Regions from separate parts of the Homo sapiens genome. Here region 1 is linked to region 2. Evidence: read pairs that join two places in POLR2A ChIA-PET (ENCODE). Cell type or tissue: OCI-LY7. All regions are shown on one strand. Links, peaks and the distances in the headings refer to the core of each region. The heading gives the core; the rest is flanking DNA.

Region 1 (5,389 bases), core at 106-5,105, 52 kb after region 2:
GCCCCAGATTTCTTAAAGTTTGATATGTATAGAATATAATTGAAGGAGGTATACACATATTGATGTTGTTTTGATTATCTATGGTATTGAATCTTTTAAAATCTGGTCACAAATTTTGATGCTGAGGGGGATTATTCAAGGGACTAGGATGAACTAAATAAGAACTCAGTTGTTCTTTGTCATACTACTATTCCTTTCGTCTCCCAGAATCCTCAGGGCACTGAGGGTAGGTCTGACAAATAAGGCCTGCTGTGCGAATATAGCCTTTCTGAAATGTACCAGGATGGTTTCTGCTTAGAGACACTTAGGTCCAGCCTGTTCACACTGCACCTCAGGTATCAATTCATCTATTCAACAGATATTTATTGTGTTATTACTATGAGTCAGGCTCTGTTTATTGTTTCAATTCTTTACACCAAAGTATGAACTGGAGAGGGTACCTCAGTTATAAGGAGTCTGAGAATATTGGCCCTTTCTAACCTATGTGCATAATTAAAACCAGCTTCATTTGTTGCTCCGAGAGTGTTTCTCCAAGGTTTTCTATCTTCAAAACCAACTAAGTTATGAAAGTAGAGAGATCTGCCCTGTGTTATCCAGTTATGAGATAAAAAATGAATATAAGAGTGCTTGTCATTATAAAAGTTTCCTTTTTTATTCTCTCAAGCCACCAGCTGCCAGCCACCAGCAGCCAGCTGCCAGCCTAGCTTTTTTTTTTTTTTTTTTTTTTTAGCACTTAGTATTTAGCATTTATTAACAGGTACTCTAAGAATGATGAAGCATTGTTTTTAATCTTAAGACTATGAAGGTTTTTCTTAGTTCTTCTGCTTTTGCAATTGTGTTTGTGAAATTTGAATACTTGCAGGCTTTGTATGTGAATAATTCTAGCGGGGGACCTGGGAGATAATTCCTACGGGGAATTCTTAAAACTGTGCTCAACTATTAAAATGAATGAGCTTTCTTTGTGTCTGTGTTACTGATCTTTGTATTAAAGGGTAAATTCAGCTAGTAACAATTTTCTCTACCCCGGTGGGGTTGAGACACTCTGTGTTTCTGTATATGATATGCCAAACACTTCATGGTTTATGGATTGGGAAGTGAAAGCTGAAGACTAAGTTCTGTGCTGAATACTGTTGATCCTCACAACACTAATATAAGGGACAGGGAGGGCAACTTAATGTCATAGACAGAATTTCAGAAACGAAGAAGCCCCAGTGTGACATCTTTGTTCCACGTCTACTGAACTTTCATGTTCTAACTTCACAATTGAGTATCATCAATTGTGGGCAATATGGGCAATTGTGGGCAATTGTGAGCAATTGTGGGCATATATGCTCATGCTTCTGTGATAGCCCTTGTTCTAAATGAGTCAACCGGTTACGATCTCCACTATTTAGGAAATGCATAGGGGTGTGGGCATGACATGTTCCTGTGGGAGTCAACAGGTGCTGCCATGGAGGGAAAGGACATTACCTAAAATAAATGGCAGTAATAGAAATAGCCAACATTTGGTAAACACCTCCTACTATGCCGAACATTTTACATACACTTTATTTAATCCCTCAGCAACACTACAAGGTAGCCGTTTTATCCTAATTTTGTTGATAAGAAAACAGTCTGAACGAAGATGAATGAGAAGGAAAAGTACCCATAACTATTGGGTGACTATGTCAACATTCAATCCACATCTTTCTGGGGACAAACTCCATGTCCTTTATACTACACTAGCAGATTACACTAGGTATAAAAAATTAAGGATATTTTCTTTCTCTCTCTCTCTCTCTCCTTTTTGTTTGAGACGGAGTTTTGCTCTTGTTGCCCAGGCTGGAGTGCAATGGCACGACCTCAGCTCACCGCAACCTCTGCCACCCGGGTTCAAGCGATTATCCTGCCTCAGCCTCCTGAGTAGTTGGGATTACAGGCATGCGCTACCGCGCCTGGCTAATTTTGTATTTTTAGTAGAGACGGGGTTTCTCCATGTTGGTCAGGCTGGTCTCAAACTCCCAACCTCAGGTGATCCACCGGCCTCAGCCTCCCAAAGTGCTGCGATTACAGGCATGAGTCACCGCACCCGGCCAAAAACTAAGGATATTTTCAAAGCAATTATGCTAGGTACAAATTATGTACCAAGAATAGCTGGGTAACAGTGGTAACATAAATCTCTAGTTTATACCATTTAAGTAGCTTGGTATCTTAGTTTAGAAACACTGGTTAATCTGATTCATGCTCATTTTTACTTTTAAATTATGATAAAATAGAACCTATCAAAAAATGGAATTATTTTGCTTGGAGAAAAGAAGGCTGTAGGGTGACTCAATAATATTTATTAAGTCTACTTTTTCATTTATATTTATTTTATTTATAAACAATTTCTGTCTTTCAGAGAATGGCCAGCTGTTGTCTATAGTTTTGTGTGTGTGTGTGTGTGTGTGTGTGTGTGTGTGTGTGTCTGTGTGTAATAAGATTGCATGAGGAAGGAGCTAAATTTCTCAACCATAAATTCAGTTGGGCAAAAAACAAAGTGTTGACAGAGGCTAGGAAATCTGACCACTAGAGATTTTTAAAACCTGGAAAAATGATCAACCAAGTGGCCTGAGATTCATTTAAACTTGTAGCCTTTATTATCTTGTTGTAGTGGTTGGGGAATGAGGTAGTCTAAGTAATTGGATATTCCAGTTAATACTTATTGCTAATAGATTCATAATTTTCAAGGAAGTGGGATGCTATAAATTATAAGAAGAAACTAAATCCTGAAATACACTTCTTCTTGGATTTAAAAAATACTAGGAAATGTTGTACATGAGCAGAGGCCACTGTGAGCTTATTTTCTAGATTTTACTCTGAAGAACTAATGACATGAAGACTGTGCTTATCTGACTTTTGAAAATAGCCCGAAGTATTTTCTTCCTACTTCATAGAGGACTGCTCCAAAGACAGCAAACTTGATTTATATAAGAAATAAAGTCCAAAAGATCTTCATAAATCTTAAAATTACATTCGATTATAAAGAAATCACCAAGTTTAGCATTATGTTAGATCCCTTGATTGCTAAATATCACTTCCTCTTTTCAGTAATAATAAAATCACTAACCTACTTATGCTCATAGAAAACACTAAACATCACTTTTTCTGATCAGATGAGGGCAAGTCAGGGCATAAGGAATGAAAACGACTTCGTTATTTCCAAGAGATTCTAGGGCAATTCTTAGAAATCTTTATGTCGATTGATAAGAAAAAAAAATTATGCTACCTAAACATCTCTTGGGAATAGCAAATGTGCTTGCATTGGCTGAAAACCATCAGGGAACACTATTAACATGGGAGTTATTCCAGACCAAGCTATTGGAGATCAGCACAGCTATCTGATTATCCTGTTTTCCAGGTGGGGGCTCTGCATAACTCGCGGCTAAAATATCACACTCACATCTATGTTATCAACTTCCTGCTGCATTCCTTACCCAGTGCTTATTCCGCTGGGACAAACATGCCTATGGCTTTACTGAGATCGAAGGCAACAGCAAGCTTGACCATGCCCAACTCACAAAGAAAGTCAGATGCAAAACAGCCTTTAAGAACATGAGTTTTTGCCCTTCCTTTATAGAAAATAATCACAAAACTTTCCTTTCCTTTTGGTAAATATAAAAATGCATTTTGAGAAATTCATTTCCTCTTTGAGATATTGTTTATCAAATGGTGAGGGGATGGGAATCGGGGGAAAATGTAAAACAAATGAATGGTAACCATATTAATAGAAAAAACAAGATAAGGAATATAATGAATAGTGTGTTTTTTATTGTTTTTTTTTAAACAGTAATGCTTGAATTGATTGCAAATTGGCTCAGATTTCCGACTTCTCCCTGGATCCACATCCTCTGCAGTGTGACTTTGTAATTCCTTCCATCATGAGGAGTCCTTTTGCTCATCCCTTGAATCTGGGCTATTCTCATAACGAACTGACCAATAGAATGTGGCAAAAGTGACGTGTGAGTTCCAGAGTCTAGGTCTCAGGAAACCTAGTGTGCTTCTCTTCTCTCTTTTGCTTCTCTACCTTTTCCATACAGAATGCTCAGGCTAGCCCGCTCAAGGGTGCAACCTATGGGGCAGAGCAGAGTCAGCCTACTTAGTCCCAGCCCTAAGACCCCAGATATGTGAGAGAGAGCCCAAGACTAACAAAACTGCCCAGGCCATCCACAGATGACTGTAGATACATGTGTAAGTTCAGTTCACATCCTCAGAACCACCCAGATGTCCTGTAGATGCATGAGAAATGTTAAATGCTTGTTGTTTTAAGCCACTAACTTCAGAGTAGTTTGTTATATAACAAAACCGCTGATGCAAATGGCATCAAAAATTGTTGAAAGAGAGATGGGGGTTCAGGGTGAGAGCTGTAGGTGATTGTATCTGTGCTAATACCACATAGCCCTTTTTTGGGGATTGCCATGAATAATATATTAGCTTTGCTATGAGTAAAATACTATATCCTCTGAATTGTCATGAATTACGTGGAGTCATACGTGTTTTGGAAGTGTGAAAGTCCCTGGGCTCAGATAAAAGGTGTTGCCATCTGGAAAGTACAGGTAGTTTATTTCAATTCTGCTCCAATAACTAGCACGTCATTCCATTCATGTAGAAATAAGCTACTGGCTATCTCACTATCTGAAATAGAAGTATGAACTGTGGGTAAGTGGGTGAGGACAATGTCTGAGCAACCAAAAAGGAGCTCAAATCCACAAACGGTACATTAAACAGTGGCGAAGTCAGTCAGAAATTCACTCAGAGTTGTTGTGTACTTGCCATAACCAGCTTAGTCATGTTGGTCCCAAAGTCATAGTTGATGAGAAGTAGCAAGTTAAGAGAGAAAGACTTCTAGAGATAGGTACATACACAATGATAACAAGTGACATCAGAGAACCTAAGGAAGGGCAAAGAAAGAAACACTGCAAAGCAGACTCAAACACTTAAAAGCATAGCAGCTTGGGGCCAGTTAGTGTAAGAGAAAAGGAGCTCCATATGCCTCAATAGAACCTAAGAGCATCATTGTACTGCATTTATTCATTCATTCACTTCACATGTTTATTCAACAAATGCTATGTATACTGAGATTTTTCTCTGGTCATTGTACTGGCTAGAACCTAAAGGAGTGAGACTATTAATTAGAGTTTACAATCTGGCAATGATATTAACAGTCTATTCACAAAAGGGTTAACTCAAGTTAAGCCGGCCTAAATGTTTATGCAAAATAGGATTTTTGCCTAAGTCTAAAGGGTATCAGAAAAGTGTAGCCATTGAGAATGACTCATTTCATGGTGTTCTCGGATGGCTTAAGTATTATTAATATGTCTCCATTTCTAGTGCAGGAACCTCCACGTTTTAGAGGAAAGGAGGAAAGAAT
Region 2 (5,389 bases), core at 94-5,093:
AACAGAGCCACCTATCCAACCCAAAGATGAGTGCAGATATATAAGTGACCCTGGTGAAGACCAAGAGAACTACCTAGACAACTCATGGACCCAAGAACAATAATGCATGATTAATATTTTAAGCCACGATGATCTGCAGTAGTTTCTATGCAACATTTTTGTAGCAATGAATGATAAATATATCTAACCCTCAAGATTTGTTCCAGGTGCTCTTTTTTCTCAAGCCTCTTTAAATAAGTTCTCTAACCCAAAACAGTAGATCAATTATTTTCTCTGCTTGTTTTCATGGAGTTCTCTCACCTCACTTATTTTAGGCTACATTTATGTTCATCATTTCCTATAACTTATCAGTTGATGGGCCTTGAAACTGTGACTCTCTAATTTCCTACTTGTCTCTCTTTTCTCTTTTCCAAATTGATAAATATATATTAGAAATACAGTGGCCATTTTTTCTTTTTCTTTTCACACATACTTTTAGCAAGTTTATTTTTCCTCTTAACTGCTAGGCCTTATGTCACTCTTATCCACTCAGTGTTATGCCAAAGCCATTGCATACTTGGTCATGAAAGCTAATTGCTAAACTTTCAGAAATTTTGTAAACTGGATATTAAATATAACCATCTTTGAAATCTGCCATGGTGGAAGTATTTACACCACAGAAATGGGCAAATTCTACAAATCAGGGCTGCCTCTCTAAATCCAGAGATGCAGTTATTAAACATGTACTAGTGTATGTACCATTGTCTATACCATTTATATTTTATTGATGAAACCCACTCACCTTTCAACCTCTCTCAGAGGGGCAGATGTACTGCCTGAGGGATTAGAAAGCTGAGAGGAGATAGGTAAAGGTAGTAGAATCTCTGGAAACAGAATATAAAAATTTGATTTCCTATGCATCTGTGTCTCATGGATGCACAAATTTCTGCAGCATTCTTTCTACAGACTGTCTTAACTGGAAAAGGCATTATGTGTGTGGGTGTGACCAAAACTCTAGCATTTACTTTCCTCACTGGTGCTGTGATAGAAATTACCCAATCCTTAGCTGCCCATCCTATAAAGCTCCTTCTTGTGCTTGAAGAATCCACCACTGTGACAGAAGACGAAAAGCTGAAATATTTATTCTCTTTGATTCTTGGCAGATGGAGCAAAAGCAGAAACATAATGAGATGCTTCCAGGACTTTATATATTGATGAGAAGTAGGAGAGTTTAGAATCCCATTCTACTGCCAGTGCTGGTGGTAGATGCCACTGATCCAGATGTTTTCCTTTGGCATCACCTTGGCTTCCCTTTATTCTTGCCTTGTTTCCCCTTCTGTTTCTCCAACCTTCCTGTCAATCTATCAAGACATTGTGTAGCTTTTTGATAAGTTATGTTTTGACAGAGTTAATCAAAAGTTGGCTTCTGTTGTTTGCAACTAAATGCCCTGCTTAAAACAAGCAACATGCTGAGAAATCCATGAAGGTGCCACCAGTGGATATGGGAGACATGAAGTGGCTGTTGATGCCACCACCTGGATGTGGTGCCTGGTTTATGCAGCTAGACTTCCACTAATGGATTAACTCAGTTGAAAGGAGTGTAGCTGACTTTCACATTCAGTTATGCTTTTTCTATAATATTAAAGCTCTTCATTTAAGTAATTTAAATAAAAGTAAAGTATGCTGCATTGAAGAGGATATATAATTTTGAGAAAGATGTAGTCACTAACACTGAGAGAAATAAGGCATATATTTTTTTCATTAATCTTTCATTGTTCTCCCTCAGAGCTTGACCTAACAGTTTCCACCCATGACTTTTCCTTGAGTACTATAAAATTAAGTTAAATTTTCTTGGCTATTCCTTCTTTGACTGATTGTCTTTGGCTCCTAAATCCTTTAGCAACTTTGCACCAAAAGCACTAGCACCATTTATCTCTTGATTTAGAAACAAAGAGATACAATTATGACTATATTTTCTCAATATCTGAGCTAATATTAGAGGAATAGCTAGATCTGCCTCTTCATGACATTTAGAAGAAAGTAAGACTCTGGATATCACTCTCAGTTTTGTCCTTTCTTTTATTGTGACAAAAACAAAAGAAAATGTACTTGATGGCAAGGTCTTTATGAAAATCTCATGAAAATCTTTTGGTTTTCTATTCAAAGTGAGTTTTGTTACATAGTTAAGTTCATTAATTTCGCTTTGAATTTTAAAGATTGCTCTTTGAATATAAATTAGGTTTTCTACAAGTATATAAAATATTTTATTGTTTCCAAGCAAATATATAAAACAAGGCACAGTCAGAAAAATAAAGATTTGATTAAACCAATTTTCTTAGATACCTGCTAGTATATTATACATACATTTCCTACATATAACTTTTAAAGTGGTACCTAAAATGAAGCTAATTCACAAATTAAAAAAATTTAAACAGTAAAGAAATAAAACAGAGAAATTCAATAAAGACAATACTTCTGCCTTTACCCTCACTTCCTGCTTTCTCTGAGCCTAGAAATCAGCCAGAGGTAGAAGTTTAAGTTCTTCTTAGCTATTTTCCAAGTATGTATCTTGCCCAGGACATGTGTGTGGGCTTTAGTTTTCCTAGTCTACATGGAAGCTTTTCAAAGCCCTTATTCACCCAAGGAATCTCACACCAAAGATTTTCCTGCCAGAGTTTTATTGTGTCCTTTGTTTGTTCCAAATGTTTTTATTTATTTATTTATTGCCCTAGATGATAGTGGCTTGCTTTTCAAAGTTTTGAGGAAGGAACTTCACATAACCACTTCTCTACCCTGAGAAAGCTCCAAATTAGGTAAAACAAAATTAAGCACCTTGTGTCAGTTCTTCAGGGAACCCCCAAACAGATCAAAACAGACAAACACTATTCTGCTCTGCTGAAACACTTTCTGCTCTGTTGAAACAATATCTGCTCTTCTCCCTTCAGAACCAGGTGCCCACAATCAGAATGAAGAATTCTGTCTGAAGATCACTGTCCCACTGAGAAGGAGTGGGGTGGAACAAAAGTAAAATGCCACAAAGCTATCATGTTGTGCTTTCTCCTGGTTGAGCATTCACTTAGTTGCTGTAAACCTTTCATTATCTTCCAGGGTCCTGAGAAGTTTCATCCTGATTGCTTTTTTCACAGATTTTTCAATGGTTCTGGGGATATACAGGCCCCTAGATTTCCTTACTCCACCTGTATGACTATTAGGCAGCTCAGGCTGCCATAACAGAGTACCAGAGACTTGGTGGCTTAAACAACAAAAAATTAGGATTATTGGATTAGGACTCCACCTTTATGACCTCATTTAAACTTAATTACCTCCTTAAAGATCCTGTCTCCAATTACAGTGACACAGAGGATTAGGTCTTCAACAAATGGGTGTGAGGAGAAAGGGACAAATTACATTGTCTTTTTTGCTGACATCATCTTGACTTCATTATTATTATTATTTTTTAATAAAACGAAAACCTTTCCCAACAATGCTTTACCCTCCTTTGGAAGATTATTGAAGGCTACTTTCAAGGAAGTTTGGAAGAGCTATTATTTGTTTTTCATCCTTTATATTGAGGACAACAGAAAAGAAGGGAGATGATAAAACATTTGGAATAGTCAAGACAATGCCTGCTATGCTGGTATTTAACAAACTAAACTATTCTGGGGAGATGTGAAGTGGAGACAGCCAGAGGGAATCTCATTTTGACTCTAGGGTTGCATTGCTCATGATGCCTCTTTGATTTCAGCTATTTCATCAACATAGTAATTGTATATATTCACCTGAGACCCAAGCATTGCTCATAATTGGGACATATTGCTAGCTGTTTCATGAGAGTTTTGGGATCTATAGTCAAATGTGTATCATAAATCCATGGACCCTTCACCAATTTGATGGGCATGTTTCTTTTCTTTCTTTTTCTTTTCTTCTTTTTTCTTTTTTCTTTTGAGACAGGGTCTCTGTCACCCAGTCTGGAGTGCAGTGGCATGATCACTGCTCACTGCAGCCTCAAACTCTTGGGCTCAAGCAGTCCTCCCACGTCAGCCTCCTGAGTAGCTGGGATTACAGGCACACACTACCATACACAGCTAATTTTTTTATTTTTTATTATTTATTTATTTATTTATTTTGAAGAGACGGGGTCTCACTGTGTTACCCAGACTGATCTCGAACTCCTGGACTCAAGCAATCCCCCAGCCTCAGCGTGCCGAAGTGCTGGGATTACAGGCATGAGCCACCACATCTGGCCAGGCATGTTTCATTTTTAAATCCAATCAGCACTTTTAAAACTGAACCACACTTACAGGACTGATATTTATCCAATTATATATAGATATAGATATTTAAATTTCAAAAGCAAATAGAAAATTTTAAATTACTCCATAGTCATCAATTTTTTAAAAAAATTATGATTTCACTTCCACCAAAATGTTTGCCTGTGTTCAAAATATTTATTTAATCCATTTAGGCCAGGAAAGTTTAGCAAGGAAAATGGGTGTAGTCTCAGAATTATATACAAATATGATTTGAGTCTGAATACCTTCATTTCCTTGAACTGAGGGCAGTATTCACACTTTATGCTTATAGTTTCAAGTTCAGAGTGTGCAGATGTCTTTGCACATCCATGAGAAAGTAAAATCTTGTGATTCATTTGCAGTCTTGCTGATTGACTTTCTTAGGATTCTTTAATTACTGAGATACTCAGTCTCAGAAAGCAATTCTGTAAATCTCCCAAATGGCCACAAATGAATAATCTCATATTAAAGTATAATAAATATTCATTATCTGCTTTACTTTTTTATGTCCACTATAAAACAGGCTGATGAATAACCCCTGGTTTACCAATAGGAAGTTGACAGCAACCTCAGTAAGGTCTTACTGGAGAGAAATGAGGGGAAGCAGATGTTGTGGGTTGAGGTGAGGGAGTGAGATGCCTCAAAATGGCTGAGGCTGTGATAGGGAAGAAAGAGCTTGGCTGGGATTAGGAAGACATGTGCACACCACAAGGATCTGGTTTCATTTTGTTTTTAAATAGAAGCCTGTAAATGTTGTTGATAGGAAGCTAATCTACTTCAATTTAGGACTAGCTTCTGCCTTATCCCACAAGATGACCATTAATTCAAGGTTGATGTTGTGTTGTGCTTGTTAATTAGCTTTATGAAGATATAAACAACAGAAAGGGACTATAAAACAGGAAAAGGAAAACCAGCAATAATTATCGTGTATCCCTTTTTTCCATGATCATCATCATGAACAGGAAAGCCCCTTATCGGCCATATCATTTCTTGGGACAGATATTCTGTTTTATTCCGTGACCTATTCCTAATCTCTGTGAGAACCACTTCTATCCACCATGACATTCTCTTCCACAAACTCCAGAGCAAGCCTCACATCAGGTAACACTGTAAGTTTC

Evidence for each region. ChIA-PET counts read pairs that join two places held together with the same protein. Peaks named below come from ENCODE experiments on the same cell type or tissue, not always from the same donor. Only the 100,000 strongest peaks of a DNase experiment are listed, where the experiment ranks them.
Region 1: POLR2A ChIA-PET joins it to region 2 with 6 read pairs; 5 of 35 experiments call an interaction of 5 or more read pairs at or near these places.

What each region holds. Positions count from the first base shown.
Region 1 is chrX:37,812,504-37,817,892 of GRCh38, forward strand. CYBB (cytochrome b-245 beta chain) reads left to right here. Exons shown (of 13, transcript NM_000397.4): 13 at 1-958. Among named protein-coding and RNA genes, the nearest start is that of DYNLT3, 32 kb to the right of the region's middle. RefSeq lists an enhancer at 1,237-1,436. In OCI-LY7, for the core only: no CTCF peak of the experiment used is centred there; a DNase peak (open chromatin) is centred at 4,898; H3K4me3 peaks cover 1,077 bases; H3K27ac peaks cover 4,442 bases.
Region 2 is chrX:37,760,786-37,766,174 of GRCh38, forward strand. No RefSeq gene overlaps it. Among named protein-coding and RNA genes, the nearest start is that of CYBB, 17 kb to the right of the region's middle. RefSeq lists a silencer at 2,758-2,807. In OCI-LY7, for the core only: no CTCF peak of the experiment used is centred there; no DNase peak of the experiment used is centred there.